3 separate regions of the Homo sapiens genome follow, and all the other regions are linked to region 3. Evidence: chromatin contacts called from ENCODE Hi-C or POLR2A ChIA-PET data. All regions are on one chromosome and are shown on one strand. The core of a region is the stretch at or near the end of the contact, and the rest is flanking DNA. Distances in the headings are between cores, read along the strand shown.

Region 1 (2,893 bases), core at 14-2,513, 300 kb after region 3:
TAGGATTTTAATTCTACTGGGTAAGAGGATTCAGAAAGCAAAAGGTCAGGCAAAAAACGAAAAACCCATCCAAACAGAAACTGCTCAAGGATCTGGTAGGGCTCGTACCGATGTTCTCTACTTCAACCTGTGAGCATCAATTTTGTGATGGGGGCTGCCGGGGACGGGGGTCGGGGCGGGGGGGTGGACAATTTTAAAGTGAGAATGAATGGCTTGCGTAAAGGCGATAGTCTTTAACACGGGTTCGTCAGTGTACATCCTCGCCGGTTTTGAAATAAAGTTGACAAACTCCCCAGAAGCGGTCTATTTTGGAGACTGACACATCTCTCGCATTGACTGGAGGCGCCTGCCGACCGAAGGTAGTGGAAGCGCCGAGAGGCAGGCGGCGCCAAGCCTATAAGAAAGCCTTTTCTCCCTCCACCAAGGCCACTGCGGCCGCGGCGCCGGAGCTCTCCGCTGCAGGGGCAGGTGTCGGCGCCAGACCCCCTACTCTCGGAGCTGGCGGAGTTGCCGCCACTGCTTCCCCCGCGGGCCTAGGAGCCGGAAAGTTGCGTGAAGACAACTCCAGGGCCGTGAAGTCGCTTCCCCCCGCAGCCCGGGGACTGCGGCACCTCCAGCCTCCCCTCAGCACCCCCGGAAAAGGACTCGCCTCAACCCGGCCCCAGCGTCTGGGGGCTTGGAGTGCCGGAGCCAACTCCGCCGGGCCGGGAGGACGCTAGGGTCACCAACGGCGGACGAGCAAGGAGGTCGGAGAGGTGCGATGCCCCAGCGTCAGCCGGCAATCCAGGCTGCGAGTTCCCGGCGCCCACCAGCCAGGCCCGCTAGGACCCCAGCGTCCGGACGCCGCAGAGCCCTCACCGCGGCCCGCAGCCCTCCGATTCGCCCCGACCCCTCCCTGGGACGCAACCCGGGCCCCCCAACTCGACCAGTAGCCAGGCCGCGGCCCTGCGCCCCTTCCCGCCTCACCTGCGCTCCGCGGCGACTCCGTGCCTTCTCGCTCGCTTCGCGCGCGCCCCGTCGGGGCACGCACCGAACCCCCGGCCGGGACTCTTCCCCGCTGCGGTGACTCAGGACGCGACGGCCACCGCCGCCTTCTCCTCCTCGGAACAAGCCCCGGCAGCGAGCAGTGGGTCGCGGTCAGAGCCCCTGCCGGGACCAAAGTGAACCTCGCCGCCTCCGCAGCCTCTACCACCAAGTCCCTTCAGTCGTCCGCGCCGCCCCCAAGAAAATGTCACCAGAGGCCGTTCCGCTGGGCGCCTCACTTCCGCCCGGAAACACAGAGCCCGCGTCGGCCGGCTAGAGAGGCAGCTGCGCCGGAGACCTCTGGAGACTGGCGCCCGAGGCCCGAGAAAAGCCAGACAGCGCCATCTGGCGCGATGGAACCCGCGCTCCTCCCGCTGCAGACCGCGGGGCGTGAAGGCGCCGGCTCCCCGGGCTTCTTTCCCGCGCTCCCTCCTTCTGTTGAGACCGTCACCTTCCCGAAATGTCTTTCCCGGGGGGTGGGAAAGCCACTCAATGCAAGCCAAGGACAATGCCTTCAGCAAAGGACAGCGCTCCCTTTTCTGTGCGCTGCTCAGTACTCACCCCCTCCTGAAGCCCTTCCGAAAGCAGCTTGCGGTGTCTGAATCCCAGAGTCGCTCCAGCGGAGAGCCCGTGCCCTTCTCTCCCCGCTTTTTCGCGGATGCCGATAGCTGGGCTCGGGGAGACTCGGCTGAGCTCTTCTCGGGCAGCGGCACCAATATCTGCTCAAGTTTCTGTCCGGGCACCTTGCAGGCCTTGCAGATCGACCGCCACCTGCTGGTGGGACGTGGCCCGCTGGGGAGACCCCGCTCTGCCCCGAATTCCGCCTCTGCAGTCGCCCTCCGATTTGCAGTCAGCCCTGGGGAGGGTGGGGGAAACGAGGTGGACCCGAACCCCGAAGAAGGGGAGGAGGGCGCAGGCCCACTGGCGGGTGGAGCGTTTCCCAAGGAGGAGCAGGAGATGCTGAAGACATATCTCAAGACTCAAGATCTGGCCAAGGACCCGCGCTCCCCCAAAGCAAAGCAGTGTTTTGAGAAGAAAAATAATAATAATAAAGCTTTGAGGAGGAAAATGTAAACGGTCTTTACCTTTACAGAGCTGTGCTGGAACCTCGGATGAGACCCGTCAAGAGGAGATTCTGAAAATCTCACACCACTGGGTCCGCACTCCCCTAAATATCAGTCTCCCCCTTCAGACCAGGCCCCTTAGTTCCCCCACTTCACTCATTTTTTCTGACTGCCTACAGGAGTGCGAGTTTTTCATCCCCAACTACAAGAATAAATTAAGAAAAGAAAATAATTTTATTATACCAGGCACCTTGCATTTAAATGGGTTAAATCCACTGAATCCTCATTACAACTCATAACAACCCTATGAGTTGGATGGCGTTACTAGTCCCAAATTGCAAAGGTGGAAACTGAGGGACAGAGTGACCTGCCCAAGATGACACATCCAAGTAAGTGGCAGTGTTGGATTCCAACACAGGCAGAGCTTACTTTCTTAACCACAGCCACCAACTGCCTCACTGAGAATCACAGAGAACGTAGTGTGTGCTAGCTAAGTAGTTTATCCGTGTATGTTATTTCACTCGTTCATTCATTTATTTACTTTCTGCTACCTGAGTCCTCAAGGGATTTGAGAGGTTATGGGGTAGTGACAAGAGCCCAGCCTATTTCAGGAAAAAAAGAAAAGAAAAGGAAAAATCACACTAAGATCACAACTTTCAGTCTGGAAATGAATGAATGTGGACTAATACATTGAGTTTTTAAAAGATTCCTTGACAGTCTGATCTAATCAATGCTGCAGAAATACTGAAGTAGGACCCTGACTACTGAGATACCATCTTGGGTCCTTCTCCTGTTTTTTGTTTTTT
Region 2 (2,800 bases), core at 195-2,694, 320 kb after region 3:
CCTTCCTCCATCTTTGAATTCTCTTCTCTGCAGCAGCTATCCTGAAAATCAACACAACTGTTGGAAAAGAGGGAATGGAAGGAAAAGAGCTCCTGGGAGTGGCTAACTGCTCTGGGTGGACTCACGACGCTTAGCCTATAAAATCTATTTGTCTATATTTGCATTGCCGGTATTCAGCAGAGGGGCTGATAGAGTGCTACGTAAGGTCTCCATTCTGACGAACCGAATGAATGCTTGCATGAATAGATGAATGGCTGAAGAGCCAGAAAACCGGAGATAGGAAACATTTTTTCGGAAATGGGTGAAGAAGGATTCTTTAAACAGCAGAGCAGTAAACTTGGCATTGCTCAGAGGCCTGTGTTGGGCTTGTGCTCCGGCTGGCGCCTCTCCCCATTCTCCAAGCATCTTTAAAGGTCATCTTGGGTTTTTTCCTCTCCTCTCCTTCATCCCTGTATCAAATTTGTTTCCAAGTTCTCTCATATCTCCTTCTTTTCCATCTCTGTTGCTACATCCTGGCCTAGGTGCTTATCACTTTGTGCTGGCCTGGACTCATATGTTGGGGCAGGGCTGAGCACAGAGGCCTGGGAGGCAGTTAGGAGGCTATCTCCCTGCATCAGGCTGCAGCTGACACCTGCTTTTGTCTCCCCTCTCCCTCCACTGCCTGTGGCCTCCTCCTTATCGGCTACCCTCATGTGCACCTTCAGCCTCCTCCCAGCCAGCTCTCAGCTCTCACCAGGCCAGGCACTTCCCACACTTTCAGGCTCGCTCCACCCCCTCACCCGTGCCCTCCCCTCCCCCAGCCCCTTCCTCAGGTTTCAATTAACTAGCTGCCCATAGATTGCAGCAAATTTATTCTCCCTGAAATAGAAGTGACCCATAACAAGGCTTAATGAGATCATCCCCCAAGGAATTTAATAAGGGACAATCCCTTTAGCCAGTCAGATGAGCGTGTCAGCTGTGTGTGAGGGAGTATTGGGGGAGGGAAGGCAGACAGTGGGTGCCCCACCTCTGGGGTGTGTTGGTGGTCCGGGCCCCTGGGGCAGGCGGCAGCGGGTGTGGGAAGCAGAGAGACCTGGCAGACCGGCTGGGTGGGACAGCACAGAAGCACAAGCTCACCTACTTCAGAAGTGTGCCAAGAGCTAGCAGGAAACCTGATGCCCTCCCTGACTCAGCTTCCCAGGAGCTCCCCAGGGCAGTCCTAGAGGTCACAAGCCCAAGAGTTTTAGGTATCATGGGAGGAAGATTGCAGAGTGGACCCTTTGCCCCCCAGTAAATTAACAGAGGTGGGGATGGATGCCCAGCATGGTTGCACGTCCCTTACAGAGCAGGGGAAAGAGGACATTTGTTTTTCCTGCTCTTGAAAGCTGATCGCCTCTGCAGCCAGGCGTGGTGCCAGTTGTGGTCAGCGTCTAGCCTGCTGGCAGATGGGTCATCAAGGACTCAGGGTGAGTCCTCAGCTGTCTGCATTTTGCAGCAGCCACCTCAACGACACACCTCCTTGGCACCCACAGCCCCCCACATGAGAGCACTAGCCTGCTCACCCATTAGAGAACGATTCTTCCTTCTCACAACGGTGCAGCACTCAGCATCTGCCCATACAGAGTCTCCAAAAGCTAGAGCCTGAGAGGCTCCTAGGTGTGACCCGGTTCAACCATTTCCCTAATTTACAGATGCACAACTGGGACCCAGGGAGGTTAAGAGACTTCCCTAATGTACTGGCTTTCTGTGTTGCCCACAAATCATCTAAAAATGATTGTCATATAGCAGATTAAAATAGCACATACTTAGCGTCATTTCTATGGGTCAGGAACCTGAGCTCAGCTTAGCTGCCTCCTCTGCTCCATGGTTTCCCCAGGCTGAAATCAAGGTGTCAGCTGGGGCTGGAGTCTCATCAGAGGCTCAAGCAGGGAAAGACCTGCTTCCAGGCTCCCTCAGGCTGTTGGCAGAATCCATCTTCTTGCAGCTGTAGGACCGAAGTACCCATTTTCTTGCTGGTGGTCAGCCGAATGTTCTCGCAACTAAATGCTGCCCCCTCTTCCTTGCCAAGTGGCTCTTTCCATAGGTCTTCTCATAGCAGGTCAGTTTCTTCAAAGCCAATAACTGAGAGAGAGTCTCTAACCTCAGGGAGGGGCCAGTCCTTAAAAGCCTTTTAAGGCTTTTAACTGATTGAGTCAGGCTCACCCAGATGATCTCCCTTTTGATGAAATGAAATCAACAGATTTGAGACCCTAATTACATCTTCAAAATTTCTTTACCTTTGCCATATTCTGTTTGTGAGAATCAAGTCACACAAAATTTGAATGTGTCCCACCCACATTCCAAGGGAGGGGATTATATCCCAGCTACTTGGGAGACTGAGGCAGGAGGATTGCTTGAACCTGGGAGGTGGAGGTTGCAGTGAGCTGAGATTGCACCACTGCACTCCAGCCTGGGCGACAGAGCAAGACTCTGTCTTGAAAAATAAATAAATAGGCCAGGTGTGGTGGCTCACGCTTGTAATTCCAGCACTTTGGGAGGCCGAGGTGGGTGGATCACGAGGTCAGGAGTTCGAGACCAGCCTGGTCAACACAGTGAAACCCTGTCTCTACTAAAAATACAAAAATTAGCTGGGCGTGGTGGTGCACACCTGTAATCCCAGCTACTCGGGAGGCTGAGGCAGGAGAATTGCTTGAACTCGGGAGGTGGAGGTGGCAGTGAGCTGAAATCACACCACTGCACTCCAGCCTGGGCGACATGGCTAGGCTCCACCTCAAAAATAAATAAATAAATAAATAACATGAAAAGTAGCAGATGGGAAATT
Region 3 (3,085 bases), core at 380-2,879:
TGGGGGAAACAGATATAAACAAACAAATATATAAACTGTATGATATGTCATATGGAAACGCATAATGAAGAAAAATAAAGTAGGGAAGAGAGACATGGGGGATGTTTGCAACTTTAAATAGGGTGGTGAAAACTTGATATTGAATAAATAAATCCCTAATGCAGATGAGATGATGCCATGTAGACATCTGAGGGGAAAGCACTCCAAGCAAATGGAAAAGCAAAGATAAACCTGGAATGTTGTTGAAACTTCAGGGAGGCCACTGTAGCAGAAACAGCATGAGGTCAAGCAAGCCAATAAGGGATACGGTCAGAGCAGTGATGAGTCCTGCGGGACCTTGAAGGCACTTGAAGGTCTCTGGCATGTACTCTGAAAGAGATGGGTAGCTATTGGATGAGCAGAGAATGACATCATCTAACTTACATTTTAACTAGATCACTGGGGTTGCTATATTGAGGATAGATTATAGTGTAGAAGCAGGAAATCTGCTGGGAGGCTACTGCAATAGCCCTAGCATGAGATGAGACTGGCCCGGACCAGGTTGGTAGCAGTGAAAGTGCAGAGATCCTCTATATTCATAGAGGCAAAGCCTGTGACTGAGGGCTTTGCTCAGGGACTTAGGCATCTGTGGATTTTGATATCCGCAGGAGTACTGGAACCAATTCCCCAAGGATATGGAGGGCTGACTGTAGTTCAGAGTGGTCAGATTCTGGGTCTGTTTGGAAGGCAGAGCCACAGGCTATGTTGATGGATTGAATGCAAGATGTGAGACCAAGAAAAGAGTCAATGTTGACCAAAAAAAAAGTTACCCCTGTGCACCTGAAAGAATGGGGTTGCCATTTCTTGGGATGGAGAAGACTATGGGAAAAACAGACGCTTTTGTCTTGCTTGACTGTGCGGTTTTATTTTACATGGTGAGGGGAGAGTGAGAGTTCATAGTAAAGCTGTTTCTTGGACATCTAGGTAGACCCATGGGTAGGCAGTTCCCACTAGGAGTCTGGTGTTCAGGGGAGAGATGGAGCATCTTTGGTGTCATAGTCTGAAGAAGGGACTCTCTCTCTGGGTCCTCCATTTCCTCTGTGCATCCCTGGACATCCCTGGAGTAAAGCCAAAGGCCAAGAACTATGATTCAGAGACCTGGGTCTTAGGGGAGCAGCCTGGGATAAGAGTTGAGTGTTCTGGAGTCTGGGTTCAAATCCCAGCCTCACTTCCTAGCAGTGTACTTTGGGCAAGTTATGGAACTACCCTCTGCCTCCCTTTCCCCTGAAAATTGGAGATGATCCCAATGTCATGGAATTATTATAAGGATGAATGAGGCAGTTCATGTAACTGGCTTAGCACAGTGTCTGGCACCCAGTAAGGGCTTAGGAAGTGTTAACGGTCATTATCAGTTTCAGCCCTACCACTTATTAGGTTTGTAACTCTAGTGACTAGATGCACTCTCACTTTTTTTCTTGTTCTGTCCCACTATGACTCCAACAAAGACAAAAATCTGAAACCTGAGACTTTCAGCTCTCCAAGAGATCCTGCTGTCTTTTGGAACCAGCTCAGCACTCTGCAGGGAGAGGCTGCCAGGCTATTGCCAAGAAAACTTCAGCCTCAGAAGCAAGCTGTTGAAACAGGGCTGCCCCAGGGCTAGATGATAAAGGTAAACACTGACTCCAGCATCCCATTTCCTCTTCCCTGGTATTCCAGCCAGGGCTCTACTCCCCCTCCCGCCATACCTTAACCTTGTCTTTGCTGATGCCTCCAGCTCTCCCAAAGCTCTGGGCTTTTGACCTTGCAGCCTGCCCATGGCAGAAGGCTCCCTAGGAGGCTCCCCAGTCCAGGGAGATGACTCTAGTAACTGGCGAGACTGAATTCATCCTTATTCCTATCTGTTCTGGAAAAACCCTGTGTGTGTGCCTTAATGTTTCCAGCTCATTGTGCAAATACCCTTACTCACAGCTGAGTATCTGCACTGAAAGCTCAGGCAAACGAACATTGTAGCTCATCCTGGGCTGCTGGGTTTTGATCCCAAATGAGGCTACCAGTATATGTGGAAGAGAGCTTGAGGGCACTCCTCCAGTTCTAGGTCATTCACAGATGGGACTCTGCCCCCAGAGAGCTGAGTGCTTTGATGCCACTGCTATGGCCTCCTGCAGAATTGCCCCACCCTCTGTCCCTAAAGCCATATCCCCAGTCCATGCCAAAGGGCACCAGGGAAAATGGCCTTGCAGGCCTCTTAGGAGAGGCCAATGCCTCCTGCCCCCAGATGAAGACTCATACAGAAATGTCTTTATGGAAGTCCAGACACGTTTCCCACATCTGGGAAGCAAGCGTGGAGTGGGGTGCGTGCTGTGGCCTGAGAGCGCAGAGTGAGGGCTTTCACGTCCACTGCCAGCTGTGCGGCCCCACACTGCCATCTTCCCCTGAGCCTACTGTCCCCAGGCCCAGGGCCTCAGATCCAGTTCTCCAGAGAGTAAATGTCTTTGGAATATGGGTTATGGGAGTAGGTGAGTAGGTCCCTGGCTGGAGGTGGGAAAGGAATCCCAGTCTCTAACTGCTCCTTAAACTTCCAACCCATCTTCTCGTTTTCAGCTCCTTCATTGTACCCCACCCTTTAGAGATTTCTGGCGCTTCCAATTCTTAAGAAGCTTCCTTCACATTGACTTCTCAGCCGCAGGCTAGGAGGTGTCAGTTTTCTTCTCTCTGCTAATCGGTTTCATCTCATCCATCCTCTTTCATCTTGCAACACTTTGTTGACATTTCTCATGGCCTAGACCCAGTGGATTTAAGTGTTTCTGATTCTTTTGTGGTTCTTTAAGAGGAGCTTCCAGAACAAATGAGTTTAATCTCTGAATTTAAATGGAGCCATCTCCAGCTTTTAGTTGCTACGTCCTGGCTTTAGATAAATAAATAACTACAAATGTGTATATAAGGACACTTTATGTATTATCATAAGCTACCTCAAACCCTTACAGCCACAGATTCAGAAACATGTACCTAAAAACACACCTCTGACACATCTTCCATTTTTAACAAAGCAGTTCCTACTGGTTTATTCAAAGGAATTAGAAGGTAATAATGAGTTTCAGGTAGCAGC

Evidence for each region. A loop is a pair of places that touch in the nucleus more often than their neighbours do. ChIA-PET counts read pairs that join two places held with the same protein, here RNA polymerase II (POLR2A). Pooled maps may share reads with other maps.
Region 1: a loop to region 3 is called in a map of breast epithelium, with 4 times the contacts of the local background. The contact joins the promoter of ARK2N here to the enhancer-like site in region 3. A Hi-C loop is called at or near these places in 25 of 168 maps with a recorded cell type or tissue (CD4-positive, alpha-beta T cell, CD8-positive, alpha-beta T cell, GM12878 and 17 more), 27 of 37 single-sample maps with no recorded cell type and 35 of 50 pooled maps. POLR2A ChIA-PET finds 5 or more read pairs at or near these places in 3 of 52 experiments (AG04449, GM12878 and H1).
Region 2: a loop to region 3 is called in a map of PC-9, with 5 times the contacts of the local background. The contact joins two enhancer-like sites. A Hi-C loop is called at or near these places in 2 of 168 maps with a recorded cell type or tissue (IMR-90 and PC-9), 1 of 37 single-sample maps with no recorded cell type and 1 of 50 pooled maps. POLR2A ChIA-PET finds 5 or more read pairs at or near these places in 1 of 52 experiments (OCI-LY7).

The regions. Positions count from the first base shown.
Region 1 is chr18:46,172,404-46,175,296 of GRCh38, reverse strand. It overlaps ARK2N (arkadia (RNF111) N-terminal like PKA signaling regulator 2N), which reads right to left and starts at 1,263. Exons shown (of 5, transcript NM_145055.5): 1 at 967-1,263. RefSeq lists enhancers at 250-379, 980-1,029, 1,060-1,319, 1,640-1,689.
Region 2 is chr18:46,151,260-46,154,059 of GRCh38, reverse strand. No RefSeq gene overlaps it. Among named protein-coding and RNA genes, the nearest start is that of ARK2N, 21 kb to the left of the region's middle. Within about 2 kb of position 1,444, at least 8 of the 41 ENCODE cell types and tissues checked have a DNase peak (open chromatin) inside an H3K27ac peak, as active enhancers do; they include PC-9, where a contact is called at or near this core.
Region 3 is chr18:46,468,240-46,471,324 of GRCh38, reverse strand. No RefSeq gene overlaps it. Among named protein-coding and RNA genes, the nearest start is that of ARK2C, 140 kb to the right of the region's middle. Within about 2 kb of position 1,629, at least 3 of the 41 ENCODE cell types and tissues checked have a DNase peak (open chromatin) inside an H3K27ac peak, as active enhancers do; they include PC-9 and breast epithelium, where a contact is called at or near this core.